Linked DNA regions of Homo sapiens: region 1 is linked to region 2. The links are chromatin loops, found by intact Hi-C in ENCODE. Cell type or tissue: sigmoid colon. All regions are shown on one strand. Links, peaks and the distances in the headings refer to the core of each region. The heading gives the core; the rest is flanking DNA. Region 1 holds the start of C1orf21 (chromosome 1 open reading frame 21). Region 2 overlaps C1orf21 (chromosome 1 open reading frame 21).

Evidence for each region. Peaks named below come from ENCODE experiments on the same cell type or tissue, not always from the same donor. Only the 100,000 strongest peaks of a DNase experiment are listed, where the experiment ranks them.
Region 1: it touches region 2 in a loop (2.3-fold over the local background); 1 of 110 quality-filtered maps calls a loop at or near these places.

Annotation. Positions count from the first base shown.
Region 1 is chr1:184,386,649-184,402,876 of GRCh38, reverse strand. It overlaps C1orf21 (chromosome 1 open reading frame 21), which reads right to left and starts at 15,848. Exons shown (of 6, transcript NM_030806.4): 1 at 15,509-15,848. C1orf21-DT (C1orf21 divergent transcript) reads left to right here and starts at 16,173. Exons shown (of 1, transcript NR_172919.1): 1 at 16,173-16,228. RefSeq lists silencers at 15,813-16,072, 16,103-16,212. In sigmoid colon, for the core only: no CTCF peak of the experiment used is centred there; no DNase peak of the experiment used is centred there.
Region 2 is chr1:184,527,144-184,543,371 of GRCh38, reverse strand. The region is part of intron 3 of C1orf21 (chromosome 1 open reading frame 21); the gene reads right to left. Among named protein-coding and RNA genes, the nearest start is that of C1orf21, 150 kb to the right of the region's middle. In sigmoid colon, for the core only: no CTCF peak of the experiment used is centred there; no DNase peak of the experiment used is centred there; H3K27ac peaks cover 1,842 bases.

The DNA.
Region 1 (16,228 bases), core at 5,732-10,731, 140 kb after region 2:
GTGCCTTTTCCAAACACTTAATATTGACAGGTGCTTGTCAATCTGGTAGACGCGAAATGGCGTCTTGCCATGGTTTTAATATGAAGACATACTGTACAACCTCTGTGATTAAAACAGTAGGGTATTGGAACATGAAGGGACAGACCAATAGAGGAAAACAGAAAATGCAGAAATACAGCCAACTATGTATAGAAATGAATTATATAAGGGGGGCACATCTCAAATCAGTGGGAAAAAGATGGACTTTTTTTTTTTTTTTTGAGACAGGGTCTTGCTCTGTCACCCAGGCTGGAGTGCAGTGGCACAATCACTGTAACCTTGAATTCCTGGGTTCAAGCCATCCTCCCACCTCAGCCTCCCGAGTAGCTGGGACTTCAGGCATGCAACACTATGCCCAGCTAAGTTTATAAAATTTTTCTGAAGAGATGAGGTCTCATTATATTGCCCTGGCTGGTCTCAAATTCCTGGCCTCAAGTGCTCCTTCTGCCTAGCCAAAGATGGACTTTTAATAAGCGGTTTGTGATGCCAGATAGCCATGTTGCAAAAATTAGATCCATTCTCCATACCATACAACAAAATAAATTCATACATGTAAATGTTCATGATAAAATCACACAAGTACTAAAAGAAAATACAGATGACTGTCTCTACAACTGCACTGTCCAAAATGGTAGCCATTAACCATATGTGGCTACTGAGACCTTGAAACATAGATAGTGTGACCGAGGAACTAAATTTTCAGTTTTATTTAATTTTAATTAACTGAAATTTTAAAATGGATATTCAATTAGGTATTGGAAAACTTTTTAAGTACAACTAGAACAACCTGGTTATGTGAATTTACTTTTTTCAACTGTAAATTTTATGAAACCTAAATACAGATCAAGCATTTATGATGAAAATTTAGTGACCAAATTGAAATATGTTAAATATATAAAACACGCATTAGTTCTTAAAAACTTAGCATGAAAAAAGAATGAAAAATATCTCACTAATATTTTTAAATACTGATTACTTATTGAAATTGATAATATTTTTGATACTTTAGGTTAAATAAAAATATTATTAAAATTAATTTCACCTGGGTTTTTTTTTTTTGCTGTAAATGTATCTACTAAATATTTACACATGTATTGTATTTACATATGTCTTGCTCTATAACCTGGATGTAAGGAAATTTTTTCCAACAATGACTTAAAACTAAGAGACAATCAAGAAACACTGATAATACTGACTGCACCAAAGAAAATAATTTGCTTAACATCATAATCAAAGAAAAATGACAAATAATAAACTGGGAAAAATATTTGCCAAATATTAGGGATGTTATCCCTAATATAAAATAAAGGGGGCTGGGCGCCGTGGCTCACACCTGTAATCCCAGTACTTTGGGAGACTGAGGCAGGCGGATCACCTGATCTGCCAAGTCAGGAGTTCCAGACCAGGCTGGCTGCGTGGCGAAACCCCGTCTTTACGAAAAATACAAAAATTAGCAGGGCATGGTGGTGCATGCCTGTAATCCCAGCTACTGGGGAGGCTGAGACAGGAAAATCACTTGAACCCAGGAGGTGGAGGTTGCAGTGAGCCGAGATGGTGCCACTGCACTCCAGCCTGGGCAACGACAGTGAAACTCCATCTCAAAAAATAAAAATAAGTAAAATAAAATAAAATGGAAAAAGACCCACAATTCTATAAAAATGGGCAAAAAAATATGAAGAAACTGTTCATAGAAAAAGAAATGCAAACCCCTAGACACATGAAAAAGAGCTGAAACTAGCTCAGAATCAGAGAGATAAAAATTAAAATTACACTAGACTATCATTTCTCACCAGTTAGATGGCTAAGACCTAAAGGCTGTACAATGTTTTTCTATTGGTGAGGCTCTAGGGTAAGAGGCAGTCTCATATTTTGTTAGTGGGAATGCAAAATAATGTAGCACATAACACCCACAGAAGGGAATTTGGTAATGTCTAGCAAAACTGCAAATGTATTTATCCTTTGACCCAGTGATCCCACTTCTAGGAATCTATTTTAAAGATAAATCAGCAAGAATATGAATGTAAATATTCACAAAGCTGTTTATTGCACCACTGTTCATTCCACTGTCCATCTAGTTAATTAAATGAAGTTTCAATTCTGGCTTTGTTTGACTTACAAATAAACCCCCATCAACAACAACAACAACAACAACAACAAAAAATTCCCCACTAAAATGTAAGAGCAAAAGATTAGAAACAACCATACAGCCAAATGAATAATTATGGTATATCTGTACGGTAGAATTTCTGCAGTTGTAAAATGCAATGAGAAATTTCTACCCATGGTACAGAGTGATCTCGGAAATATACTGTTAAGTACAAAATGCAAGGTGCAGAACTACAGTAGGCAACCTTTTTGCTAAGAGGGAAGAAATAGGGAAACAATATGTAAACATGCATATATACATATATATCATACCTACACATACATACAAACACACACACATATATATCTGAGTGGACACATATGTACACATACATATTTTTCTGAACTCTGTCCACTGAAAAGGCCTAAAAACAATGACCAGCTCAAAGGCAATGAGAACCCCTAACAACTGTACTGTGGTCTCGAAATACTGTTTACCACTAAAAAGATCTGGGGTAGAAAAAGTACAAAACAAATCTGAAATATCTTATTAAACAAGAAAGTAAAAATGTTATCAAAAACTACTGTCGTCTCATCAAAAAGATTCAGAAGCCAATTTAAAGAGTCTCACACTGGACACAAAAATAATTTGAGCTTCAAAATAAACTGCAAGGGATTAAAACACATAAATTGTGTTAAAATCCACAAGTTCATAATGATACTAAAAAAAAAAAATCTTGTTGGTTTCCTCTAGAGGCTACTAGAAAATCAGCTCATTATTTCTGATATTGGTTTAAATAGAAGAAAGAAAACCAAGCATCAATTTTCCTACATAAACTATATCTCAGGGTAACAAATAGTTGATGTTGTCAAGGTTTCTTGAGAGAAAAATTCCAGCTAGGAAATGCAGAAGGGATGACAGAATATCACCATTTTATAACCCTTACTAAATAATAATCACAATAGCATCAATGTTTTTTACAGGGCCTGTGATCAGACTAACAACACCTAAATCCACTGTTAGACTTAACTTCACAAAAGAAGAAACGAGAAGGCATGTGTGCCTCCTGATGTGATGTAATAGGAAGTACCTAACATGGCCAGGAGTGGTGGCTCATGCCTATAATCCGAGCACTTTGGGAGCCAAAGGTGGGCAGATTGCTTGAGCTCATGAATTCGAGACCAGCCTGGGCAACATGGCAAAAACCCCTCTCTACAAAATATTAGCTGGGTGTGGTGGCATACACCTATAGTCCCAGCTACTCGACAGGCTGAGGTGGGAGGATGGCTTGAGCCCAGGAGGCAGAGGCTGCAGTGAGCCGAGATCACAGCATTACACTCCAGCCTGGCCAATAGAGTCAGACCTTGTCTCAAAAAAAAAAAAAAAAAAAAAAAATAGAAGTACATAACACTTCCTGTGATGTGCTCTTGCCAAAAATTTCTAATAAGCTTCCAGTCTAGCTCAAACTACTAGTTTACAGGAAATACATGAGGAAACAGAGAAATATAATAAAAAACAGCAACAAAGAAGATGCAGTCAGGATACAGGGAATCCTATAGACAAATCCCTGTTTCCTCAACAAATAAACTTCCAGAGAAGGAAAAGAGATAAAAATAGGGAAAGAAAGCCTGTAAATAAGACAAATGCATCTCTCAGGTGTGGAAATTGTTTGGATCCCAAAAACGCAAAAAAGTAATAATTTTTAAAAATGATGACAATCAAGGAAATTTGCTTTCTGACTAAATATTTGATATTAGGAAATTACTGTTAGAAATTAGACATGATAATAATATTATGATTATTTTAAAAGGAAAACGACTCTGTATCTTTTAGAAATACATACAGCCATGTGCCACATAACCATGTTTTGGTCAGCAATGGTCAATGGATATGAAACTGTGGTTTCATAAGATTATATAATGGAGCTGTCCTACACAGGTATATCATTTTTTATATTTTATACCATATTTTACCTTTTCTATATTTAGATGTTTGGATACACAAATACCATTTTGTTACAACTGCCCATAGTATTCAGTACAGAGATGTATTGTACAGGTCTATAGCCTAGGAGCAATAGGCTATATCCTATAGCCTAGGTGTGCAGCAAGCTATACCATCTAGGTTTGTGTAAGTACACTCTATGATGTATGCACAATGATGAAATCATCTAAAGACACATTTCTTAGAATATACCTGTGTGGTTAAATGACAATCTATTATGTACAGAGCAGATAATACAATGTCTGATTTGCTTCATAAAGAACCAGTAAATGAGAAGAAAGGAGTGTACGAGGAAGGGGGCAGAGAAAACAGAACTGGCTGGGAGTTGACAATTAAAAGTCTGACTTTAAAGTAGGAGCGCTCGGATTCCAGTCTTAGCACCACCACTATTAGCTACAAGACCTAATCAAGATCCTAAACACACTGAGGCTTAGTCATTCTCTGTCTGTGAAGAAGAGGTAACAGTAGTGGGTTCCTCATAGAGTTGCTGCAAGCATTAAAGGAACAGTGCATGTCGTGTACTCAGCACAGTACCTAGGCACAGAGTCATCACTCAGTACATGTTAGCTTTCATTATTACTATTGTCAATTATTGCCGTTGTCATTCAAGATCACTAATCTGGAGTTAGGAGGTGGCGAAACTAGGATAGAATCCGCTGAATCCATAGCCCACATTCTTCCCGCTACATTATGATGCCTCACCTACCTCTCCTTGACCCTCTCAGTGGAGTCCGAGAATGAGTAACAAACATACTCTGCAATAAGCTTCCCTATTTATACTACAAACCTTTAATGACACTGCTTCTCAGCCTCCACTTCTGGAATCAAATAGCAATCATTTGCTGTAACTTAAAGTGTTCTTACAATTGATGGCTATTCATCTGGTAGGATGTAAATACCCATGTATTTTTAATCCCCTTACAAATTAACGCACACACTTATAAATTCACAATGATTAAACACTGGCACTTTCAACATCATCCCAAACCATGGCTCCAAATTTTTACTACATTGGGTGCTCGCATAAGTTATACAAGGCTAAACTCAGATTCCAAACATACAAAACTAACAAAGTGATAAAACATTAAACTTTGCATGCAGCATAAGCTAATACATAATATTACAATGCTAAGTAGCCATACAGTTGTTTTTTTTTCTTTTTCAGACCAAGTCTCACTCTGTCACCCAGGCTGGAGTGCAGTAGCGCGATCTTGGCTCACTGCAAGCTCTGCCTCCTGGGTTCACGACATTCTCCTGCCTCAGCCTCCCAAGTAGCTGGGACTACAGGCGCCCGCCACCACACCTGGCTAATTTTTTGTGTTTTTAGTAGAGACGGGGTTTCACCGTGTTAGCCAGGATGGTCTTGATCTCCTGACCTTGTGACCTGCCCTCCTTGGCCTCCTAAAGTGCTGGGATTACAGGCGTGAGCCACTGTGCCTAGCCAGCCATACAGTTTTTTAACGGTGAGAAAACATGTTGATATATTCCCATCAAATAAACGTTCCCACATCTATTTAATAACAGACATTATGAAAATGTCTTTAGATTTGTTTTACTTCTTCATACAACAATTCTGACCACATGCCACTGCCTGATCCTCCCTTTTCTTTGACAGACACCACACTTGCCTGGTTTGAGTCTCCTTCACCATCCTTTTCTATCACACCTCTGAAACACGGGGGTTCCCTAGAACTCACTGTTTAGTTTTCTTCTACATACTTTCCCTGTGCAAACTGATGCTGAACCACAACAGCTTCAACTATCACATTTATAAAAACTCTTTCAATCACTGATTTATTCATCCATTCAACAAATATGTGCTGGGCCCCTAGTGTGCGGCAGGTGTTCTTTGGATACAAAAGGATCAAAAACAAATACAGTCTTGCCTTCATGAACCCTACAGTTGCAGGCGGTGGGGGGATGTTATTAGCATTAATCAAATAAACTCAAAAATGAATGAGCAATTACAATATTGGAAAGTGCATACAGACAAGGAGAGGAGGTACGTGGTGTGGTAAGAGGGTAGAATAGAGGGATTTGACCTCATCATGGAAATGTAGTGAATGATTCCGAGAAAATGATGACTGAGCTGACAGCAAACTCATAATTCTATCCCAACCCTCTCTTCTGAATTATAGACCAGAATTTCAGTTATGTGTTAGATATCTCCTTCTAAGAGAGCATACACACCAGAAACTCAACCTCTTGCAAACTGAGTTAATTATCTTTCCCTCTAATGGCTATTAGCTTCCACAGCTCAGAGTATAATCCAACCAGAAATTTTACAATTATCCTTTACTCTATCCCCTTTATCACTCTCCTGCCCAATTTTTCACTGAGTCCTATCAGTTCTGCTTCCTAAATCCTTCTTCTGTCTGTCCCCTTTCTCCATTTTCAGTTCTCAGTATCTCCCTCCTAGTTAGTACTACAGTTCACTTGTTCTGACTCATCTCTGTCCCCTCCAGTCTCTTACCCATACTCAATAGAGAACCAAACATCATACAAAATAGGCTTTTCTCTCTTTATAATCTTTCAGTGACCCTCACTGCTTATATTGTGGGCAAAAAGTCCAAACTCTTAGCATGACCTAAAAGGATTTGCATAGTTCATCAGCCTCATCTCCCATTGCTCTCTATCATATGTGGAAAGTCCAGCGACATCAATCCATAACCACATGGCTCCACGTCATTACATTTCTTCTGTTTGAAGTGGCCTACTTCATCTTCCATCTGCCCCCAAACCCCTTTATCCCCAAATGCCAGTAAGAGAATTGGTCTATGAGTGTACAGTAAAATAAAAAAAATTCAAAGTTAGCAAACCAGTGTTAGTCCCCAGTATTTTTGGCAATGTAAGCAGTGTCCTGGAGGACTCCTGGTAGCTTTCAAGTGTCAGTCCAAATATATCCCTCTCTGTGATACCTTTTATGACTCCTCGATGTTGGGGAGTCATCATTTATTGTCCAAACTGAGATCCTTTTGAGAGTAAAGGGAACACTATTATTAACTACGTTGGACAGTGGGAATAAGCCAGGACTGCCCCAGGGAAACTGGGATGCACAGTCTGCTTCCCACTAAACAGAGCTTGGTGCTTTCTTATCTCAACTCCCAAAGCACCTTTGTCTATTCACCACATATCATGTGTTCGCATGTCAATTCTCCTGCTTGTCTGAGAACTCCACAAAGGCAGGGCCAGGCCTTTTTATCTATCTCCAGCATCTCTCCAGTCCCAGGCACCAGAAATGACACAAAACTTCATTAACAAAAGTCAATGTTTGTTCAATAAATTATCTGAGTGAATAACAAAGATTAGGTCCCTTAACCCTGGCCAACAAAGGAATTTAAAAATTTATATTATCTTTTCTCATTCCAGACTATACTTCCTCATTATATTAAAGAAGGCTTCAAACGGGAGCAAGGTCTTCATAGACAGAAACTGTGAGCCTCAGGATCAATGACAAGCTGTCAATCAATCAATAACTACTTATTTAGACCAATCTACTTTTAAGGCCCAGTGGGCACAATAGAAGGGTTTACATTTGGCTGGGGACAAAAATATATATAATAAAAATCAAAACTAATAATAAAATAAATTAAGCCTAAAATAAGTATTACAGCAGTTCATGGAAGGTAAGGGAGAAACCACTCTTATAGCAGAAAAAGGGCTCCTTGGAGGAGGTGGGATTTGAAGTGAGATTTGAGAAATATCTTGGATCTCAAGAGACACAGTAGAGGGGAAGAAGGATATCCCAGGGTGAGGCAGGGGTGGGTGTTGGGGAGGCCATGGAAGGGAGGCATAAAATTTGTTTTGGGAGTCGCATCTAGACTGTCATGGATTCCTGGCACAAACCAGAATATCTGAATTTTCAGCAACTACTAAGCAACTCAAGAGATGTTCCTGGATTCTCACTTCCTTCATCAAAATATTATCCACCTGAAACATATAATGAGATATATGTTGCTTATTCCTTATAACCTATTAATTGCAAGAACTGTTAACAAAATTATCTTAGAAAAACTGCTTTTGGCAGAACTTTGAGATAGAACCACTGAAGTCACCCTGACTATCTGTGTCTTTGAGAAGTTTCCTGCAAATCACAGCCTGGCAGCCCGCAGCATCTCCTTACTTTACACCTGGCCTTTCAATTGTCTCATGTAAAAGGACATAGTGCTAATACAGGGGCTCTACTAGACCTCCTTGTCAACTGTGGAATTCAGGAAGAAGCTTTTAGGAATGGCTATGATATGCATGCATGTCATGGTTTGTTGAGAGTACATCCCTTAGCACTTGTATCTATGATGATGGGTATGAAAAAGGTTCCCACACTTCAGTGAAAACAATCAACTTCTCAATCGCCTTTCCTCACCCAGTTCAGGTGGGAAAAACCATAAGTCACCAGGCAAAGTAAAATATATTCTAACATGTGGTTTAACAATGAACTGAAACTGCTGCAGTATCCATGACACTCAAATAAAATACAGATCCATCCAAGAAAAGGAATTATTACTTAAAAACCATCATCTCCCTGTTCTGCTTTAAAGTACCTTTTTCCAAAAGCCCTAAAGCACTCAGGATATTGCATAACAAATGTTGGATCTACTTTTGAAGTAGTTTTCTAAAAAGACCAATCCAAATTCATATGTAGTGAGTCAATGGGATATATTTTTCCAGTAGTAGTGCTCAGTTTACTTTTTTCCCCACTGACCCTACTGATAGGGCTGATATAGGCTACAAACTTATAGAGGAAACCAACAACATTAGGTGTTAGCTAAAGAATCTTCACTTGGCATAAATGTGTCCCATGAATTTATAAAATTTTCATGGAGAGCAGTAAAATTACAACAAATTGGAAAAAATTAGTTCAAGTTGCAGGAATACTTATTTAACCAACATTTACTTAACCAAAGGAGAAAAAAAAAGGTAATGAAGATGAAATTAAATAAACCATTCTACTTTTGTGATTAGCAAGCCGAATTTGGTGTGTAATAAAGTCTTCCTTTGGTGCTATTATGAAAATCTCTGGAATGCTTTTCCAGATTTGTTGTCCAAATCTTTTAAAATAACAATAATCATCAAGATATTTCCTTTAGCTTATCCAATGGAGAATGTAATAGCTAAGAGAAGTGAAGAAGCAAAGTACTCACCTACTAATAAATGGCTTAAGAGCCTTACAAAGTCAACAATATAACATACTAGAATCAAAAATGAAAACAAAGGCAAAAAGATCCCTAAACTTGGGGGTGCTCTAATTCCACTTTTCTACAAGGTATAAAGTATGTGGATGTCAACTCATGAATACTATAAACACATGTGTTGAGATGGCGGGAGCCTGAGAAACAGGCAGAGGCAGGTATGTGCTGGAAGATCTAAAAGCTTGATGGAGAGAAGTGGGTGGGAGGAAGAAGGGAGGAGGTGTGGGGCAAAGTAGGACAGGGGCCCTGAGGGAAGAAGGGAGTCACTGGGCTGGAAGCAAGAAGTCTACTGTCAGGCAGATAGGTGGGAGGAGCCAGATAGACAGTGGATCTGGAGATACGGTTAAAATACTGTACTGGAAAAGCTCATTCAGACACATTCAGACAATAAAGTCTTGCAGGCAAAAGTAAGGTGTGGGATAGGAAGCAGAAGGGAGCCTGACACAGTGGCTGATGCTGCGGTGGTCTTGGGGAGGCTGAGGCAGGGGGATCGCTTGAGCTCAGGAGTTCCAGACCAGCCTGGGCGACATGGCAAGACCTCATCTCTAGAAAAAAACACAAAAACTCTCCAGGTGTATGGTGTGCACCTGTGGCTCCAGCTACTCAAGAGTCTGATGTGGGAGGATGACTTGAGCCAGGGAGGCAGAGGTTGCAGTGAGCCAAAATTGTGCCACTGCACTCTAGCCTGGGTGACAGAATGAAACCCTGTCTCAAGAAAAAAAAAAAAAAAAAAAAAAAAGGAGGAATGTCTATGGATAAAAATCTATGGGCCAGAAAAACATGAAAAATCTTCAGAAAGGAAGTGATAGATGAAAGGGATACTTGTCAAAGGTGGACTAAGAGGCCAAAGCCAGCCCAAGAGACAGAACAGGTATAGGGGGAAAGCCACTGGATGCTGGGAGCCTGAGTGGGCTCAGTGCACTAACAGGTCTCAACTTTCCTTTACTTCAGTTATTATTTTTTTTAAATTTAGATTTAGATGATAGGAGTGCAGTTCTGTGACATGGATATATTGTGTAGTGGTGAAGTCTGGGCTTTTAGTGTACCCATCACCCAAATAGTGTACATTGTGCCCAATACGTAATTTCTCAACCCTCGCCGCCCTCCCATCCTCCCATCTTTTGGAGCCTCCAGTGTCTATTATTCCACTCTAAACGTCCATGTGTACACACTGTTTAGCTCCTGCTTTATTCAGGTTATCTTAGAGGGAGCAGCAGTGAATCTAATAAATCAAGAGGTGGAGGGCTTCCTGAGCTTTCCCTGGACCTCTCCAGCACTCCTTGATCCAGGCACATTCTGGGAAAGATCCCAGCATGGAAAATCCTGACTGCTACGGCTGCAGCCAAACGTCAAATGAGACAGGTTACATGAAAGGACTTTGAAAACCATAAGGCACACTATAAATATTAGGCACTGTTATTCACCAAATCCCTGAGGCAAATAAGATGAAGACCACAGCTACAATCATAAGGGAAGGAACGCCTGTCAAATACAGAAATTATATCTATTCCAAATCAAGATGCTCCTAACTAGAAATTCTTGTAATTTGGGGGCCGGGCACGGTGGCTCACGCCTGTAATCCCAGCACTTTGGGAGGCCATGGTGGGCAGATCACTTGAGGTCAAGAGATCGAGACCATCCTGGCCAACATGGCAAAACCCTGTCTCTACTAAAAATACAAAAATTAGCCAGCCATGGTGGCACCTGCCTGTAATCCCAGCTACTCAGGAGGCTGAGGCATGAGAATTGCTTGGACCCAGGAGGTGGAGATTGCAGTGAGATTGCACCACTGCACTCCAGCTTGGGTGACGGAGCAAGACTCTGTCTCGAAAAAAAAAAAAGAAAGAAAGAAATTTCAATAATTTGAGAGGACATCATGCTTGGTATGTTTCCTGTCAAATGTGTCTCAACATTTAAAAATCCTACCTGAGGCATAATATGGGGCTCTTAATAAACTACCATACACATTTATTAAAACTTAAGTCCACATCTAATGTATTTCTCCAAGGAAATTTTGACACATTGCAGATCTTAACTAATTAGGTAAATTCCATTCCATTCAATCACTCATTGAGTGACTTCCAAGTGCAAAGTAGTGTGCTAGCTGCTATGGGGGTTGCTGAGATGAGCAAAAGGGCCTAGCCTTCCAGTAGCTTGGCCAATTAGTCTTCTCAGCTTCCATTTTAGACTGGGGAAGCTGCATCTCCTTTCACAAATGTAAGAGAAAGCAATCATTAGTTTAGGTGATTAGCCTACAACCTGGGAAATACATTTTCTAGTAATATAGTTAACAAAAAAGCAAAGAAACTTCTTAATACCTGGTGACTGGAGACACTGTTGTGTGCTCATTTCTATGTTTATCCTAGCCCAGTTTACCTCCAACCACTCTTGTCATAATTGCATAACCACAGCATGTCATGTTGTTTCTTGTTGCAACTATAACTTGTAAAATTAAACTTCAGAACCGAGACAGTCAAGCTAAATAATTGCCTACTTTAAAAAATATGTATGTATGTAATTTACATGCCACTTCAGATAAGCTCTTGAATTATGATCTCTGGAAGTCAAAACTGTCACCATTATTTAAAATATAGTTTCACTGTCGCAATCTTTCTTGTACACAAGCCCTATCCCTGTTTTTTCAGTTTTCTAAGCAGTACTTTATACTGGTCTATTGCAATCTGCTTTTTGTGTTTTATGAAGAACCCAATTAAGCATAATTTTTATTTACTGCATGCTACGGGACTTTTAAAATTGAGGCTCAAAGAAGGACCATAAAGTGGCCAAAGATGTATTTGTTTGCTAAAAGCCTATTCATAAAAGTATCTTTACACAGTAAAGCTGGAAAAAAAAAGGTCATCTGAGTACCCACCACGTACATTGTGTAGGGTCCTCCAACCTGTATTATATATCATGTAACCCTTCCCTCACCTTGGGAGGGAGGCTTCACTATATCCATTTCCAAAATAGTATTTTTAGGAGATGTATATTTTCATGAAGACTGATCGACCCAATATCTCTGAGTGAATTCTGATTGACTAGATGTATAAGTAGATTTACGTAGTCAATATGTTCCTAAAAAACTGGAGGCAAATCAACTTTCACATACAAATTATTTTCATGTAAACTTGCATTGTAAGATCAGACCTGCCATACCCTCACTCCTGATTGATAATCAGCACTGTGCTGCTCAGAGCACTTGCTGGAGTCTGAAGCTTACCCATGTGTACATACCCTTTCCTAACTCTTTGATGCGTCTGGATTCCATTCCACCCATGAGGAGGTGCAGAATGAAACAGTTTAAATCACCTGAAATGAGCAGTGACCACACTCTAAGATACCAGCTAAACATCAGGAGAGAAAATACAAACAAAGCAATGCTCTCTCCTCTCTTTATATTTGGTTCTAAGAAGCTGGAGGAAAACAAAGTATCATAAGACAGTGAGGTTTCACCAATTTCTCTGTTAACTGGCAGTATCCTACAATCTCCCTCCGGAATTACTGTACGATTACCCTTTAGTTAGGGCCACCCTCAAAGTAGAGCTGGAAGGAAACTTCAAAGGATACAGAACCCCAAGACCTCTGTACTTAAACATGTGAGCTACACAAGATGCCTCATTATATGGCTGTAAGTTGTATTGATAAATTCAAATGAAGACAGTCATATTTATCACCTTAGGACTCTTCTGTAAATATGTCACCTGCCTTCTCCTGCCCTATTGGAAGGTGACATGACATTCCCTCTCCCAGCCTTTGGTGTCTCCTTTAGACAAAAACAAACAAACAAAAAACAAAAACAAAAAAACGTCTTATAGAAGGGGGCTGCTTAGAGCCTGGAGCAAGCCACTCAGAATGTAAAACTCAAAGCTTGCCTGGTCACAAAGGCAACACAGTACTGAGGCATGATTCACTTGGAAATTATAATAGAGCAAACCACCTTCCTCCTTAGTAGGATTTTTGAATAAGTCATAGCAAATAGTACCAAAGCTCTTGAATGATGCCCTGTGATTCTTCAAGAATCAAACCCCTTCAGACAGTGGCCTATTAATTCCCAGAAACCCATGTTGAATGATAAAGTGAGATGGGGCGGAGGAGGGATAAATGTCTAGCCAAGAAAACAAAATTATCAGTTTTCTAAACTCGGAGTTAAATTAAGTCAACCCTGAGAAGGAAAGCTGGAACTTTAAGGTCCTTCTAGGATGAACTTTTAACACTGGAGGATGTGAGACCTCTCTACCACCCAAGGCCATTTTTCTTTGGAAACATGCCCAGTTGTGACAAAGCTAGACAACAGAAGCACCCCGCCCCTCCTCAGGCACCCACCCACCCAAGAGCTGAGCGCACTGGTCTTTGTTGCCCTTTTTAGAAGCCTCCAGGACTGTTCTCTGAAGCAGGTTTGCACAGCAGTAAACATTGAGTGACATCCTCTTTCAACGCTGCATTTGTGATCTGTGAAGTACCAGTCCCAGCATTGGTTTAACGCCTATAAATACACTCCGTTGTCCTATCACTGGTACTTCCTACTTTGTAAGTAGCAAAACAAAAATAGGTGATCCAATCCAAATTAATTTCCATGTCTGACAATTACATTTCCAAACAGCCAACATGGAACATGTTCTATTGATCCTACAATCCAGCTCTAGACAATATGAAAAAGGGGGGAAAACTCCAAATTCAGCATCTTGAACTTAAAAGACCCTTCAGAAACATCACCTTCTCCCCACAACAGTGCTGAAGTAGCTCAGGCCCACTCCACCTATGTTTGTTTCTATCCTGGTACATTCCAATTCTATCAAATCAAAAGGTTATTCCTATTAGGCAGAAGCTGAACCCATCCCCTTGAATAGGGAGGTGTTCATTACATCTGTCTGTGTAATGAACTTGTCATTTCCCCAAACGGTCTGGACAGTCTCCTACAAAAAAAAAAAAGAAAAGAAAGAAAAAAATACTCCATGGAATCTATGGTGTGTCAGTCCCCTTCCTAACATCTGAGTCAGACTACGTGTGTCTTTACTGAGGTTCTGGGTGCCCAGGGTGTATCACTTTCAGAATTGCTTCAGTAACTGAACTATGGCTGTCTTCCAGCCACGGACAACACAAGCACTATCTATTTTAAAACAATTTTCCTAACCCACCGGCAATGGAAGAGATCCCATAGGTCACCGACTTCCTATTGAAAACAAATTATTTCTCTCTCAAACTGCTTGCCGTCTCTCAGAATTAATGCGTGTTTATGTGTGCATATTTTTATCTTTGGCCATGCAACTCTTGGAGCAAAGAGGACCACCCCAAATTTTACCGACATGCCTGAGCCATTCAGAGCTTTAGAAGAGAAATGAACGAGTGCTGAGAGCCCTTAAGCCCAGGACTTCTCTCACACAAACAGTAAGTGGAAAGGAAAAAACAAAAACAAAAACAAAAACTAACCCTCCGTAGAGGGAGGGAGCAGGGTGGATGATAGGGAAAGGACATTAACCAGCAGACCAAAGGCAGCCGCGGCGGCGGCACTTCGCGAACTGCCTGCAGAGGAGAGTGAAATCTGTTTCGTGTACAATAACCAAGCACCCTCTGGCTGCCTCGCATGGGCACGAATAATAAATACACCGAGGTGGGCAAACAGATGCAACGAAACGAGCCACCCCAAAAAGGTCAAAACTTCAGAAATCCCGGGGGTCAAACCACCCACACAAACACATCAATCAGTCGGAGCGAGAGAAGGGACTTGGATACTTAGCAAAGGATCCTAAATTGTGTTTTTCCTTTCAAGCTCTGGCTTGCAAAGTACGGTGGCTACATGCAAAGCTAGAGGAGAGCAGGAAGGCTGAGGGCGGCAGGGTGCGGGTGGGAAGGGAGGGGTGTCTAACACCAGCCACCCAGGCCTCGATGTGACGAAAGTCGTCAGCAGCCCCGACCACATCCCAGCCCCTCCGCCCAGGCCGGCAGACGCCCCTCGCGGCTCCCCCACCCCAGCTTCCGTCCCTGGCAGCAACCCCGCCAGCCCCGCACCAGCAGCAGCCCCGGCCCGGGCCCCGCGCAGGCAGCGCCACGACCGCGGCTCCCATCCCTTCCGTGCGGCAGACACCCCGCAGGCCTCCCTCCCTGCCCACCCGGGGATGCCCGGGTAGCCGAGCCGGGGCGGGCTGCACCGCCAGCTCCCCCCGCCCCAGAGCAGGCAATGGCTCACACTTACCTTGGGCGTTCGCGGGGGGGCTGAAGGTGGCAAGCCTCCCGCCCCCCGCCCCTGTCCTCCTCGTCTTTTTTCTTCCTCCCTCCTCCTCTTCTTCCTCCTCCTCCCCACAGTGTGTCCGGGGCTCCCCCTCCTCCCCGCCGCTTGGAGTAAGAACCCAAAACCCCGAAGCCGGGCCCGCGTGCAAGCGTGCGGGAGGCGGCGGCGCGCGGCCAGCTCTCCAGTAACTGAGCGCGGCGCGCAGCTCCCAACTAAAGTGTGAAAGAAGCAGCGGCCGCGGCGGCCGCGGCACGGAACGTCCCCCCGGGAGTGGGCAGGGAGCGAGCGGGAGCTTGCGAGGAGCGAGCGAGGGAGGGGAGCTCCTCGCTCAGTCACTCACTCGAGGGGCGGGGGCAGCAGACACTCCCCCACCGCCGGCCCCTCCCCGAGCCTAGCTCCCGCGCGCGCCTGGCTCTCCTCCCCGGGGCGGGGCCTGCGGAGGCCGCCGGGGCGCAGCGCGCTGGGGAGCGGGTTGGGGGCTGCTAGGGCTGCGGGGCGGGAAGGAGGCGGCAGTGTGTGTGTGTGTGTGTGTGTGTGTGTGTGGGCAGGTGTGTGTGTGTGTGTACGTGTGTGCGCGCGCGCCCTGCAGCGGCCGGCCAGCCGGAGGGAAGACCCCGGCGGGAAGACTGCGTCCCGTCCGGCCTTCCCGGGCCTGTCACTTGGGCGGTGGCGTGGGAGCGGCGA
Region 2 (16,228 bases), core at 6,225-11,224:
GGTCAGAGAAAGATTTTTTTTTTCTTCTTGTAAGAGATTGAGTCTTGCTCTGTTGCCCAGGCTGGGTGATCATGGCTCACTGCAGCCTTGACCTCCTGGGCTCAAGTGATCCTCCCACCTCAGCCTCCAGAGTAGGTGGGACCACAGGCACACACCACCACCTAGCCCAGCTAATTTTTTAATTTTTTTGTGAAGAAGGTGTCTTGCTATATTGCCAAGGCTGGAATTCCTGGGTTCAACTGATCCTCCTGCCACAGCATCCCAAAGTGCCAGGATTACAGGCGTTGAGCCAGAGGAAAGGAAATTAAAGTGTTGGTTCCCACAGCAAGGTGGATGCCATGCTCAGGGTTCTCTAAGGTTCAGGCCAGAGGACATTTTATTTGCACTAAGCAGTATCATCCCCCAAAGCACTGTTTCCCAATAACAGTCAAAGAAGGCTTTGGATAAGGCCATGGAATGTTAACTCTTTCTTTCCTCCCTTAGGATAATGTGGCTATGGAAGGCAGGCAGTCTCCAAAAAGCCAGGAGAGTGAGGGACTCTGGGCTCATTGAAGTGAACTCTCCTTCTTCTCCCTAGAGGTCTGCTGGATTCTCAGAGACACAAAGACAATCATCCTTGTCTTGTTACTGGCACATGCTCCACACATAGCGTGTGCTCCATAAAGATTTTCTAATAACTCATCTACGTATAAGCACTATCTCTTATTGTACTCACTAACTCACCACCTCTCCATGTAGGAAGGAGAAAGGATTCTCTGACATGGAAGTTTCTCATCCAGTGGCAGCTCAGAATTCTGACATGCTTGCCAGGTACTTCATCTACAACCTTCAGACAACACAAAACAAACATATGTTTTGTTGAGATATGCATTCTGTCCTATGAATCATTATGGATCCTACTGAATCCCTTGAGTGAATACTACTGTGAACTACGATTGGGTCATTCTGGCTACTGCAGCCAGCCTGCTTGGGTTTGAATCTAGCTCCATTCTTTACTGGTTGTGTGACCCCAGGCAAGTTACCTAAGTGTTTAAGTTTTCCTCATCTCTAAAATAAGGATACGAAAAACCTTTTCCTAAGACATGTAAAGTGCTTAGAACTGTGCCTGGCACATAGTGTATGCTGTTGGTATTATTATATGAATTGCCCTGTCTTTTACCTTGATATCCCCACATCTGGTAGGATGTTCACGTGAGACCCTGCAGAAGGGCTGGGGTTTCTGCTCAAATATTTAGGCAACTCTATGTGGCTAAGCTGATGATCTTCCCAACAAGTTGTGACAATAACTGACAAGCTAAAGATGACTGCACCCGGTATAGAAGAGGAATTTGCCTGAAAGCAAAAACAAGAGCACAGTTCAATCACCTTCGCCCTTCCTTTCCCAGAATATTCAACTTCAGCATATTCAAGAGTTCTATACTTGTAAAACTGTCATAGGATAGCTGGCTAAGCTCACAAACCACACCGGCCCGAAGCCACACTGAATCCTGTCACCTTCCCACTCAAGTTCAGACGCTTCTAGCTGAGCAACTCTGCACGCCAGTCCGTGATCCCCCTGGTTTCCAGATTATTAAATGAAAACACATTCGTTGGCACACCTTTCCCAAAAAGCCAATCAAGCAAATGAGCTTTCCCTCTGGAGTGCCAGGTCCACTCTGAAAGAAGAAACCCAGGCCACTGCTTTTAAAGTTTTAATGGGAGAGCACTGTAAACAATTAAGATTCTTTGGGTTCTTAACATCCTCAGAGGACCATGATGAGATCTCTTCGTAAATATTTAAGAATCACATATTTTCTCCCTGTCATTTCTGCCAGGGTCTGAGCACAAGATATATATCCATATCTGTCACCTGAAGACATCCAGACAGGCCACTTATAAACAGCCTTAGCTGGAGACCTAAAGAAGAGGTGAGGTCATAATTCTGTGTGCTGGGGTGGAGGCATGTGGTAGATGGCGAGGTCAAGGCTGGTTCTTCTAATGATGACAAGAAAGTATGATCATTGAGGATGGTGCTCAAAGTCATTATTTTAAAGATATTTGCTTAAATAAACAAGCAAAAAATAAAACCTAGGGGTCCTGAGGGGGAAAATAACACACTGGCTGTGTGTGAAAAAAGTATAATTTATATTTCATCTGTACTGCTACCTTCACACTTGGACAAAATCAACAACAGACATAAGTGGTTCTGGGATCCCACCCTTCTCCAAGAGGCCAGATGTCACAGACAACATGTCTTTAAATCCCAATTCCTTCATACCCACCCCCAACTATGTGGGGTTTAGTACATTTATTGGTTTCTCTATATCTCAGTTTCCTCAGGTAAATGATGATTGTTATGAAGATTTTTAAGATAATTCATATGGACCACTTAGATCCACATGGCAAACAGGAAGCATACAACAATTGTTAGCTATTATCATTTGTTTTTGGAACTGGCTTTCAAATAAATGAAATAATTCTTTTAAATGGTTAAAAAATAATAAACATTTGGAGAAAAAACTGGTATGATGGCATTTACGCTATTTGTGGCAATACCATTTACAGGTACAGATCAAAAAGTCACCAAATTGCATGGCATCAGAACTACAAAAATAACTTTTTAGCTTCATAAACTTTTTCTAAAACTAGATTAGAAATTCCTGGCTGGGCACGGTGGCTCACGCCTGTAATCCCAGCACTTTGGGAGACCAAGGTGGGCAGATCACCTGAGGTCAGGAGTTCAAGACCAGCCTGACCAACATGGCGAAACCCTGTCCCTACTAAAAATACAAAACCTTAGCCGGGCATGGTGTCATGCACCTGTAGTCCCAGGTACTCGGAAAGCTGAGGTGGGAGAATTGCTTGAACCCAGGAGGTGGAGGTTGCAGTTGAGATCGTGCCACTGCACTCCAGCCTGGAGGAAGGAGCGAGACCCAGTCTCAAAAAAAAAAACAAAACAAACAAACAAAAAAAACTCCTATAGCCACCAATGCTGCCAGAATCAAAGATGTATCATAAGTCTGTCAATCTCTTTTAAAATCTTGGTACATCTTATAACTTAAAAATTATGTTAAGATGCAATTTGTGAATATACATTTACTTAAAATATTACTACTAACTACCATGAAAGAACAATAACAACTAAATTGAACTAATAATTTGAGCACTAGTTTTTAGTATTTGGGTAAAAGATACATGCATTATGCACTGGATTTCTCTGGCATTTATTAACAATTATTAACAATAATGGATCTTTATTTAATGACTTCACTTTCAAAAACTAAGTAGTACCTGACATGTTACCACTCATTATCCATAGGTGAGGTATTTTAGTTTGGTTATGTTGTAGTAACAAACATCCCCAAAACAGAATGGCTTAAAACAACAAGGGTTTATTTCTCACTCGTGGGTACATGTTCATCACAGGTCAGCAGGGTCACTGCTCCGTGTCATGTCCTTATTCAGGAATGCAGATTGAAAGAGATCAGAAATCTGGAACTTTGCAGGTCACCATGGTAGGCAGAATGGAGATTGTAGAATTCTGCATTGGGTCTTAAGACTTCCCCTTAAAGGTGACACATATCCCCTCCACTCACATTTCATCTGGAAAAACAAGTCACGTGGTCACAATGGGCAAAGAAGTGCCCATGGACCCAGAGGGAGGAGATTTGGAATACTAGTGACCATGTCAAGTGACTACCATACCATATAAAGAAACTTTGCAGGATTTTTTCACTTTAATTTAAAGGTTAAAACATGCAGCTGTGAAAAGTCCTGGGCCTGATTGCTTCACTGGTGAGTTCTACCAAACATTTAAAGAACAAATACCAATCCTTCTCAAACTTTTCTAAATAACTGAAGAAGAGGAAACATTTACTAACTTATTTATACAAGATCAGCATTATCCTGATACGGAAGCCAGACAAAGACACTACAGAAAAGAAAATTATAGATCAATATTTCTTATGAACATTGATGCAAAAATCCTCAACAAAATACAAGCAAACTGAATTCAGCATAGTAAAAAGATTATACACCATGACCAAGTGGGATTTATTCCTAGAATGCCAAGATGGTTCAACATATAAAAATCAATCAATGTAATATACCACATTTACAGAATAAAGGGAAAAAAACATAACCATCTTAATTGATGGTGAAAGAGCATTTGACAAAACTCAACACCCTTTCATGATAAACACTCAACAAACTAGTAGTAGAAGGAAATCACCTCAACACAATAAAAGCCACATGTGAAAAACCCCAGTGAACATCATACTCAATGGTGAAAGATTAAAATCTTCCCCTCTAATATCAAGAACAAGGGAAGGATGCCCATTTTCATCACTTCAATTCAACATGGAACTGGAAGTTCTAGCCAGAGCAATTAGGCAAGAAAAAGAAATCAAAGGTATTCAAACTGTAAAGAAAAAAGTAAACATTTCTTTTTGCAAGTAATATAATCTTATGTTTGGAAAACGCTAAGGATTCCACACACAATAAAAAAGTCTGTTAGAATAAATGACTTAATTACAAAATTACAATAATCAAAACAGTGTGGTACTGACATAAAGGTAGACATATAAAATGAAATAGAATGGAGAACTCAGAAATACACTTTTGTATATATGGTCAAATGATTTTTGACAAGGTTGCCAAGACCATTCAATGGAGAAAAGAGAGTCTTTCCAACAAATGGTGCTGGAAAAACTGGACACCAATATGCAAAAGAATGACATTACTCTTACTTAATACTATGTACAAAATGACCTCAAAATGGATCAAAGATCGAAACATAGGACTAAAACTATAAAGCTGTTATTAGAAAGCATAAGGCAAAAGCTTCATGACATTGCATTTGACAGTGATTTATTGGCAATGACACCAAAGTCACAGGCAACAAAAGAAAAAAAATTGGATTTCATGAAAATGAAAAGTTTTGTTCATCAAAAGATATGAGTGATAGAATAAAAAGGCAACCTACGGAATGAGAAAGAATATTTGAAATCGCATATCTATTAAGGGATTAATATCAAAATATATATAGAATTCCTAAAACTTAACAAGAAAAGAAGCAAACAACTAAATTGAAAGATTGGAAAAGGACTTGAATAGACATTTCTCCAAAGAAGATATACAAATGGCTAATAAGCACATGAAAAGATGTTCAACCTCACTAAATCATCAGGGAGATATAATTTGAAACTACAATGAATTACCACCTCACACTCAGTAGGATGACTACTCTCATGAAAACCCAGAAAATATCGTGTTGGTGAGGATGCAGAGTAACTAGAATTCTTGTACACTGTTGGTGGGAATGCGAAAAGTTACAGCGACTGTGGAAAACAGTTCTGGCAGCTCCTCAAAACATTAAAAATCAAACTTCCATATGGTCCAGCAATTCCACTTCTGGGTATGTGCCCAAGAGAATTGAAATTAGGGTCTAGGTGCGGTAGCTCACTCCTGCAATCCCAGCATTTTGGGAGGCCGAGGTGGGCGGATCACCTGAGGTCAGGAGTTCGAGACCAGCCTGACCAACATGAAGAAACCCCGTCTCTACTAATAATACAAAATTAGCCGGCATGGTAGCGCATGCCTGTAATCCTAGCTACTCGGGAGGCTGAGGCAGGAGAGTAGCTTGAACCCGGGAGGCGGAGGTTGCGGTGAGCCAAGATCACACCATTGCACTCCAGCCTGGGCAAGGAGAGTGAGACTCTGTCTCAAAAAAAAGAAAAAATAAAAAGAATTGAAATTAGGGTCTTGAAGAGATACTTGTACACCCATGTTCAAAGCAGCATTATTCACAATAGCTAAAACATGGAGACAACTCTAGCTTCTACTGACAGATGAACATGTAAGTAAAATGTGTATATACATACAACGGAATATTATTCATCCTTAAAAAGGAGAAGCTAAAGAGGAAATTTTGATACAGGATACGACACGGATGGACCTTCAGAACATTATGCTAAGTGAAACAAGCCATTCTCAAAATGACAAACATTATATGATTCCACTTATATGAGGCACTTAGAGTAGTTAAAACTATAGAGACAGAAAATAGAATGGTGGTTGCCAGGGACAGTGGGGAAGGAGGAATGGGAAGTTACTGTGTAATGGGTACAGAATTTCAGTTTTGCTAGATGAAGAGTTCTGGAGATGGATGATGGTGATAGATACACAGAATTATGAATGCATTCAATGTCACTGAACTGTACACAACTATTAAGATGGTTAATATTGTTATGTGAATTTTACCACAATTAAAAAAACCCAAACATGCAGCTGTATCTAATTCAAACATCAGACATAACAAATGTGCCTTTTCAATTCCCCCTTGCATAGCCCGTATATAACCTGGGCTATGCAAGGGAGGGAATTAGTACTTTGTATTCAACAGAAGCCAACTTGATTTTTGGATGCAAAACGAAACTTGGATGAGAAAGTTGCAAAAAGAAATTAAGGTCCCAGTTAATTTGTTTCTTTTTGAATTTCTTATCTGTTTTTCCATTTTTAGGGAAAGTAATCTTTTTTTTTTTTTCCACAAAAGAATACACTCCATCAGACTATGCTGTCGAAATTTACAAGGTCACCCCTGCTGGGCTTTCTTCCATCTACCTCCTCTGCCACCTTCAAACACAGGCATCTGCACAAGAGGGATAGTGTCTGAATTTTTTTCATAGGTTAATAGGCAATTAGACATGGAACTTGCACACATTATTTATTTTTAAAACTGAAAAGGACCTCACATGCTATGGCAGGCACCTACTAGTTGTCCTCGGATATCTACCCCTCCCTAACACACACATCGCAGTTGTACATGACAACTACTGGACATGACGTGACAGCCATTTCTCACCTCTCTCCCAGTGAGGTGTGACCATGTGACTACATTCTGGTCAAAGGGGTATGAGTGAAGGCCACGTGTCACTTTTAGATCATGCCTCTAAAGGAGGGGGTGTGTCTTCCCCTTGGTCCTTTCCCTTCTCTCACTGGCTGGTGTGTGGACATGAGTGTGGGCACTGGAGCAGCAGACTCAACCACAGGGTGAGCACAGTGGAGCAACAAGATAGCAAGAACCTGGGTCCCTGAAACTATGAAGTTCCCACCCAGCTCTTAGAGTGTGTACGCCAACATTGTACGTGGAAGAAATAAATGTTTGTAATGAAGTTTGACCCAGGTCAGATGGGTCAAATCTCACTTTAAAATGAAGAAACTGAGGCCAAAGAGATTAAAAGGCATGCCCAGGGTCATACAGCCATCCCCTCTGTAAACTGTATATTACAATGATGGAAAATTACTCTTTCTTCCTGTTAATGGCCATGAGATTAAAATCTTCTTTCTGCAATTCCTTCTTGAATGATTTAATGTCATACTCAGCAGGGGTAACAATAGAATGTAATGATAAGAACCACATCATTTCAGGTTTCTTAGGATGATAAACATGTCCTATTAATAGAAATTATTTAATTCAGTGTAGATTGCCAGAGTATAAAGCAAATGGAAAATTTTGAAGGTTTTAATGGAGGAAACAGCTCCACTATGAGATAGTCTAGAAGTACATTTCCTAAAGTCCACAGGAAGACAATCAGTGAGTTGTACTGTATTTATACTTCCTTCTGAGTAGGAACAGTAAGCCTTCAAACGTGATGGGAACTTGGCTCTGAGTGGTGAAAGTACCCAGCTTTAATAAGCACACATCCAAGAAACCACAGCCTTACCCTACTAAGATAAAGTCCATCTATGATGCTGCATTTGCTTTTAGTTAACTTTTTCATAGAAATGAAGAAAAAGTGTTCTCAATTCACTATGTCCTTGGTATTCTCATTTGCCATTTAAAAATGACATTCACCAGGAATGATGCTGTTTGACGTACTTCATGTAGCTGATGCTCTAAAGGATTGCAAAATAGCTTGGAATTGTTTCAGAGAGCACAAAAACATCTGACCTTATTGGTTTAAGCTTTGGGTACAGTTTGTGGAAAACAAGAAATTCTTTCTCTCCTTTGGAACATACTTTGGAAGCACTTCTTTTAGGCTCTACTTAGCGACTTCCTGTTGAGAGAGCTGATACTAAGTCACAACATCACAGGACAACTAAAACCATCAGAATGCAAAGCCATTTGGTTCAATTTTACGCACCCCTCTTTCCAAGCTCCTACACAGCTGTCCCGAATCATTCTTACTACTAGCAGAAATGACAGCTGGTGTGAAGGGGGCTCACTTCCCTACAACAGATCGTAGTTCCCTGTCTCACTGTACTTGTAGCTCTCAAAATCTTCAATGCCAGTTAATGTTTCAAATCTGATGTCACACACCTGTTTTAAATAATTTCAAGAGCTCCTTGTTGCCTCGAGAATACCTTACCTTTAGCACCCAAAGACCTCAAGTCCCCCCACCATGCCTCTCCAGATCCAGCCCCTCACTGCTCCTCTTTGCTGCCACTACCTTGGACTATACTCCAGTTCAGGGACTTTCTCACCCCACCCTTCTGAACTCTCTGCCTGGGCTGTCACCCGCCCCAATCTCTTCCATATTTACGACCTCTGCCTGCCCTCTCTCCTACTCCCACGTAAAAGTGACCATTTCCTAGACTTTCCTACCTCTACAGAGTTACCTGTTCAACTGCATTTTATTTATTCATGTACCCGTGCCCCATTCTATGTCGTGAGCACCTCAAAGGGAGGGATCGTGTCTTAATTTTCTTTCTAACATCTGGGACGGTTCTTGGCACACAGATGTTCAATATATGCTTGCTGAATGACTAAGAGAATAAAAGAAAAAAGAATCAGAAAGTACACAGCTTAAATCACTAAAATAAAAAAAAACACAACCAAATGTGTAAAAGAAATCACAATTTGTAATAGTGTCTTTGTTAAATCTATTATGCTGAGATAGAAAGAAGCAAATCATCTATGGTGCAGAAAAGCCCTGTGAGAGGCAATTGATGTCTTTACACCTGGAATGAGAAGACCCAGATTTGAGTTTTAGCTCTACCACCTTCTGCCTCTAACTCTGGGCAATTTACATGTACAAAATGAAAATCTAAATTCCACCTCATTCCAAAGTAAATCTCGGCAATAGCTGGCAAGAAACACCCCTCTGAGCTTTTCTTTTTCCCTTTCTAAATTCGCTTAAACAGAATTTAGAAATTTAAACAGAGATGAAAATACCCACAGTACCGACCTCACAGTGTGTGAGGCTCCAATGAGCTAGTGACTGTAAAAGCACTCTATAAACTATGCAATGACACATAAATGAAAGGCATTATTATCAGAGACGGGAAAGAAAGAAACTATTCAGAGTGGTTACTGTGGGCCAGGTGTTAGGGATTCAAAGACAACTCAGAAATTCAGGACTGCCCTGGTGAATGCTCTCTCAGACAGATCCCACCCCACTCTTGGGTCGAATCAGAACCATTCACATGACTTTACTCTGCCAACCAACTTCTGTCCCCATAGGTCTGAGTATCATGGACCAAGTACAAGTCTGGATATGGCAAAGAAACAAAGGCAGCCCAAGGTAGAGACGTACACACCAAATGTTGAAGAAAATGCTCCGTCACATACCCCATTCACTGCCCACTCCCCAGCCCCGGCCAGGGCCTCCTGTGGAACTGGCTGGCATCCATTCACCCTTTCCTGAAGGACATTTTATGGGGGATTGTGTGGAGCAAGTTCCCAGAGTTGGGGATATTTGTAATTGGGAAAGGTATACAGAACTAGTCACTTCTTACTTGAAATGAGGATTGCAATATAATTTAATTTTACTTTATTCTTTGTCAAAGAACCAATAGCTGAAAAAAAATCATGTCGGAACATTTATTTTTGAAGTTGTTATGAAGCCTTATTTCTTAGCATCCAACCTGCCTAAGTCTTGGATCTACCGGAAGTATTAAAAATAAAAGACCATGCCTTCTTTAACATTATGTTCAAGATCACAGTCATTCATTCATTCATCCTGCAAATATTTATCCAGCACTTATGACCTGCTAGGGCAGTAGGCTAGGTACTGGGGAAACAGCTATTAACCACCTAGAAGTAGGGGCCTAGAGCAAACAGGACTTTAATTACGATTATGATATGAGTTACAAAGGGGAAGTATAGGGTTCCATGCTCTAATGAAACCTGTGTGGGGAAGAGGATGTGGTGGGAGGGGTCAGGGAGCAGTCAAGAGAGGAAGCTGCAGGAGTGCAGGCTCTAGTGGGGAAGGAGCTTGGCCAGAGCTTGAGCCAGAGGGAAGGGAGAGAGAGGACCCCAGAGAGGAGTGAGAGGTCATCCCTGCTCAGGTTATTACCCGGGAGCAGCAGGAAGCCACTGTAGGAAGGGCTTTATACTGGGGAATGACATGATTAGCTATATATTAAAAAACAAAAACAAAAGATGACTTTAATACTCATGATGGTGGTAAGAAGCTTGCAGACCTACAAAAAGGTGACAGGAAGAAGTCATCACTGTTGCACCACCTCTTCAATATATGGATGAAGACGCCAAACCTCAAAATGAAGTGACCTGGCCAAGATCACACAGACAGATTCTGGCAGAGCCTCATTTTTCTGACTTGGTCCAGTGGTTTCAAAATTTTTCTACAATAAAAACTGTAACTGTGAAGTTGGAGTCAGAGTTCTCCAAATCTTTTTTTTAAGAAACAAGTTCTTGATTTGTTGCTTAGGCTGAAGTGCAGTGGCACAGTCATAGCTCACTGTAAACTTGAACTCCCAGGCTCAAGAGATCCTCCTGCTTCAGCCTCCTGAGTAGCTGGGACTATAACTGTATGCCATCAGGCTTGGCTAATTTTTTTTAATTTTTAGTAGAGACAGCGTCTTTTTATGTTGCCCAGGCTGATCACAAACTCCTGGCCTCAAGTGATCCTCCAGCCTCAGTCTCCCAAAGTGCTGGTATTACAGACATGAGCCATAATGCCTGGCCTCTCCCAATCTTTGACTCATACCCATATAATCATAGAACTGACAGTGCTTTCTCACCACTTTGAACTTAATAACACTACTAATAATAGCAGCAGTCACTTACTAGAAACCTTCCAAGTGACAGGAAACTTGCTAGGTGCTTTCCATATCTCATCTTTACAACAATCTTGTAAGACGGGTATTATTTTTATTGTTTTACAGTTGAAAGAACTGAGGGTCAGAAATATTTGTTTAATTGCTCAAGGTCACACAAGTGAGCTGAGTGTGATCAGAATCTGCAGCCATTTCCCTCTCACTCCAAACTCTGCCACCATGCCATGCCAGATCTAGATTTTATTATTATCCAATGCTAAATTCTGGCTTTCTAGGGAAAATCAGAATAGAAAGGGAGAGCTTCCTCTCCCTAAATTAAAAAAAAAAACCTACATGAAATTGTCTGAAAAGTTCAATCAATTAATCAAATGTATACCAACACAAATAATAAGAATTGAAAAAATTTTTATTTTTAAGCTACATTAGAGGCACAAAATTCTAAGAATTCTCCTCTAACCTGTTTAAGAGATAAACATTGGGAGTAACCATGTGGTCGGGCCAAGATAAAAATGTCTCATTAAAATTGTCTGATATACAATCTCAGCTGTAGGAAGTGCACTGTTAATTCCTGAAAAGGTGAGCTGTGGGGAAAAAAGAGATCATCTCTGACTGACCTGCTCTTGACCCTCCAAAACTGAAGGAAATGAAATTTAAAGTCGGCTTCCATATGATAAACACTCCAAAAATTGGAGAGGAAGTATAAGAAAATGGAAAAAAAAATCTGGCCCTAATGAGAAAGTTATGTAGCCCAAAAGAAAAATGGAAAACTAAGATTTTATAAGCAATTATAGCCCGCCTTAAATAAACCTTGGACATCACATGAAAAAGTTATTCAGGAAACAGCTGTTATTCATTCTTAAGGAGAGAGAAATATTCCCATTAAGACACAGGAACAGACCAGGATACACTCATTCTATGAGAGACAAAATAAGATCATCACTGCATATAGTAAACATTAAAATCAACACTGCAGGAAACTGGGCTAGTGAATCAGAAATAGATACAAGAAATACATATGGAGGGTTGAAAGAAGGAGAGAGAAGATGGCAGACATAGAAAATAGAGTGTAGAGATGTAACCTGCAAGCAATGGGAGTCTCTAAGAAGAAAGGAACAAATGAAAGACAGTCGATTTTCCAGAAGTTAACACCAAAGCCAGATACAAAATATCTGTGGTGTAAAGATGGGAAATGCTCTGTGTTCTCTTATATTTGTAAGCAGAAAAACACATGAAGCCCTATCTGTTTTAGGCAAAGAAAAAAGCTTTTTTAAGTCTAAAACCAGATCACTTTGAAACAGGTGGAAATTTGTATAGCTTTAGTTTTTCCCGCTGTAAAAACCAATTCTAATGAGAAAACAGGAGAGTGGGAGTATAGGGACTGGGGACTTGGGAAGAGGGTAAAACCTACATAATATTTAAATGGCCGTAGGTATCCCAAAATGTTTCTGCCTGCATCAATATTACCACAATGCCATTTCTACAAATATCAAGACTGTTGCCCCAAATACCAGAAGAAAAGGGGCAATCTCTTAAAGGGAGGATACTGACGTTCAGTAGGGTATGGGTGATCATGAAGTCAGTTTTCCACTTGGAAATAAGTAAGCAAGATCATAAATTCAAGGTAGGATAGTTGCTGAATAAAAATAGCTATAAGGAAAAAAAAGTCATAAGTGTTGGGCTTGATGAATCTAATAGCTGATGAAAATATTGAAACAAAATAGACAAAAGAGAAATAGAAGTGAACCCCAGCTCAAAAAAAAAAAAAAAAAAGAAAAAAGAAAAAAGAGACTTTTAAGACTCTCGGGAGAAATTAATGAAGTATGACCAAGGGAAAGCATAAAAAGAACTCAAAAGGCACAGAATTACTTATATTATTAAAATAGAGTAAAGTTATTTGGTCCAAAGATGTAGCTGTCATCATCATCATCATCATTGCCTTCATCATCACTGTCATCATCATCATTGTCATCATCAAAGCTATCACTGATGCAGCACTTATTATGCAGCAGGCACCATTCTTAATGCTAAAAATAAATCTATGTGGTGGGTGCCATTATTGTCTCCATCTAACAGATGAGGAAACTGAGGCCCAGAGAGATAACTTGTCCAAGGCCCAGAGCTAAATAACTGAGATTTAGTCCGGCTCTTAACTACTTCATTCTTCTACCTCTCTAAGACTAGTTACGACTAGAAGAATAGAGCATGTATGGGATATGTTTTAAAATAATAACTACTATATTTAGATTACTAATAACTAAAGCATCTACTATTTGCAAAGGACCTATTATGTACCAGGCATTGCATTAAGCATTTTAGAGACATCAGTTCATTTAATTCTAGCACCCTTGTAAGATATTTTAAAGGTGAAGCGTGTAAAAGTAAGATATGGTAAAGAGTGCAAAGGTGTTAAGATTCTTGGCCAAGGTCATGCAGCTAATAAGTTGCAAAGCCATGATCTGAACCAGGGTCTATTTGACCCTAAAGCCCAGGCTTCTTCTCTACTAAGTTAATACCCACATAGGGACAAGATATTCACATTCCAAATGGCATTCAAAGGTAAAAAGATATCAGACCCAATGACTTCTAAGTAGCCCAATCTGGTCCGCTCCTCACTTCTTTAAATTCCTTCCTTCCACTGCTGTCTTCTGATTTTCCTCCCACCTGACTGCCTTTTTCTTTCATTCTCCTTTATTGGACTGCTCTTTGTCCATCTTCTTATCTGTCGTTGCTCCTATCTTTGGGCATGGGTCCTTTTGTCATCCCATGATAATAATGATCCAATATGATACATCTCCAGATTTTTGTCTGATACACATGGGTGCATGTGCAAACACATATCTGTATGCAACTTCCTGTTAAGTATACTCATAAATACATATGTACAGATAGAATCTATATATGTTTCAAAATATCTTGACAGCCAAGAAGTTTGATTGTTCTTCTCCTCCATGTCTCTATGTTCTTATTATATGTGGACACCTATCAAAGTCCTTATCACATAAAGCTGAAGTCTATTTGCTCAAATATCTCCCCTACCAGACATAAAATCCTGTATCTTTCACTTCACATTTGTATTCAAAACATGAAGCACAGGATCTGGTGCAAAGTAAACACTCAAGAAATGTTACTAATTGAATAATAAAAACTAGAGGAGAAAGAAAGCAGAAAAGAGAGTAGGAAATAAATTAGCCAGCAATCTATTTTAAAGAATAATCAAAATATGCAAAAAATAAAATGGCCTTGAGGTATCATTTTTACTCTTAAGTAAATCGGCAAGAATTAAAAAAAATAAAATTCTCATTGCTAGTAAGGGTATCAATTCTGCCTCTTATCTCAGTGTTGAAATTGGCAATCTCCATATACTGCTGGTGGAAGGCACCAGGCAATATATGTCCAAAACAATAAAACGATTCATATTCATCAATCCAATGATCCCATTCCTGGAAACTTATCTAAGGAAATAAATCAACAGAAGAGAATGGCTGTATTTGGGAATATGCTTACAGAAGTATTATGTAATATATAATAACAAAAAACAGGAAATAGACTAATACCCAACAGCAAGATAAAAGCTAAGGAAAATCAATTTGATGTGCTTTTACACATCCATTAAAATTTAACACAATGACTATAAAGGAAAATAGAAAATGATATAATGCTCAATTTGGGAGGCTGAGGCGGGTGGATCACCTGAGGTCAGGAGTTCGAGACCAGCCTGGCCAACATGCTGAAACCTTGTCTCTACTAAAAATACAAAAATTAGCCGGGCGTGGTAGCAGGCGCCTGTAATCTCAGCACCTCGGGAGGCTGAGACAGGAGAATTGCTGGAACCTGGGAGGCAGAGGTTGCAGTGAGCTGAGATTGCACCATTGCACTCCAGCCTGGGCTGACAACAGTGAGACTCTGTTTCAAGAAAAAGAAAAGAAAAGAAAAGAAGGAAAATGATATAATGCTAAGAAAAAAGTGGAATGCAAAATTTATGCAGGCTATGCCTACAATTCTGGAAAAACTATTACTTGCACCTGGGCAAAGATGGAAAGCATCTCACAAAAATGAAAAATGTGTTGTGATGATAGGACTAGGTATGTCTTTTAAAATCATATTTTAAGGTGCAGCTGCTATAATATGAAATGAGACAGAGATTGAATACTGGTTCCATACTTTACTAGTTATATTACTTTAGAAAAGAAGTTTAACTTATCTGAATTCTGCTTACTCATCTGTAAAGTGGAAAAATTTTATTTCTATTGCTTAGCAGATTTCATTAACTTAAAATATGGAATAAACACTTACACAGCACTTACTATATACCTGGCACCGTTCTAGGCACTTTACAAATATTAACTTGTTTAATCATCAAAACAATATTTTAACAGGATGCACAAAGAGGTTCTGGAATATGGGGTGACAACAGCAAGATAATAACTTTCTATGGCTTTCCAATGTCCATGGGATAAAACTGTAAATAAAATTAACTGCTAACATTTATTAAGTGTTTGCTATGTGACAAGCATTGTGTTAGTGCTTTCCTGACCTTATCTCAGATAGCCCTTACAACAATCCTGTTAGGTAGTTACTATAAACTACACTTTCCTGAGGACTCAGAAAAGTTGGGCTCAGAGAGGTTAGGTAACATGCTAGTAAGTGACAGGGCCTATATCTAAATCTGGGTTTCTCTGAGTTCACAGCCAGGTTCTTCACCACAGTAGGACAGCGTGTCCCATTTTGTTAGGAGAGTATACAAAGTCTTTCACAACCCGAACCTTACTCCCGGTCCCATCACTCCAAATCTGGGACAGTTCTGGGTGGACACCCTCATCTTTTAAGTCCCTGGCCTCTGCTCCCGCTGTTCCTCACCTGATCTTCTTTAAATACCTATTCAGCCCTTAAGGCTCCACTTTCCCATACCTTCTGAGACATAATCAATTGTTCCCTCATCTGCTGTCATTTAGACACTAATTTGTGCTTATAAGTCAGTGTGTAATATATTATTTTTATGCTCCTTTACCAGCCTGTTTCTTCCAGACTATGAATTTCACAAAAGCAAAGACCATGTTTTATGCTATTTTGTATACTGCTGTATTCCTTGTTCTAAGCATAGCTGCCACACTTGATAAGGACCCAACAATTACTTGGTGAATGCACAAACACTTCTGGCATAGAGGATATTCCCAAGACTCACCAGTCAACACTGGAGCATCATTTGCTAAGTACAAAGGATTAAGCA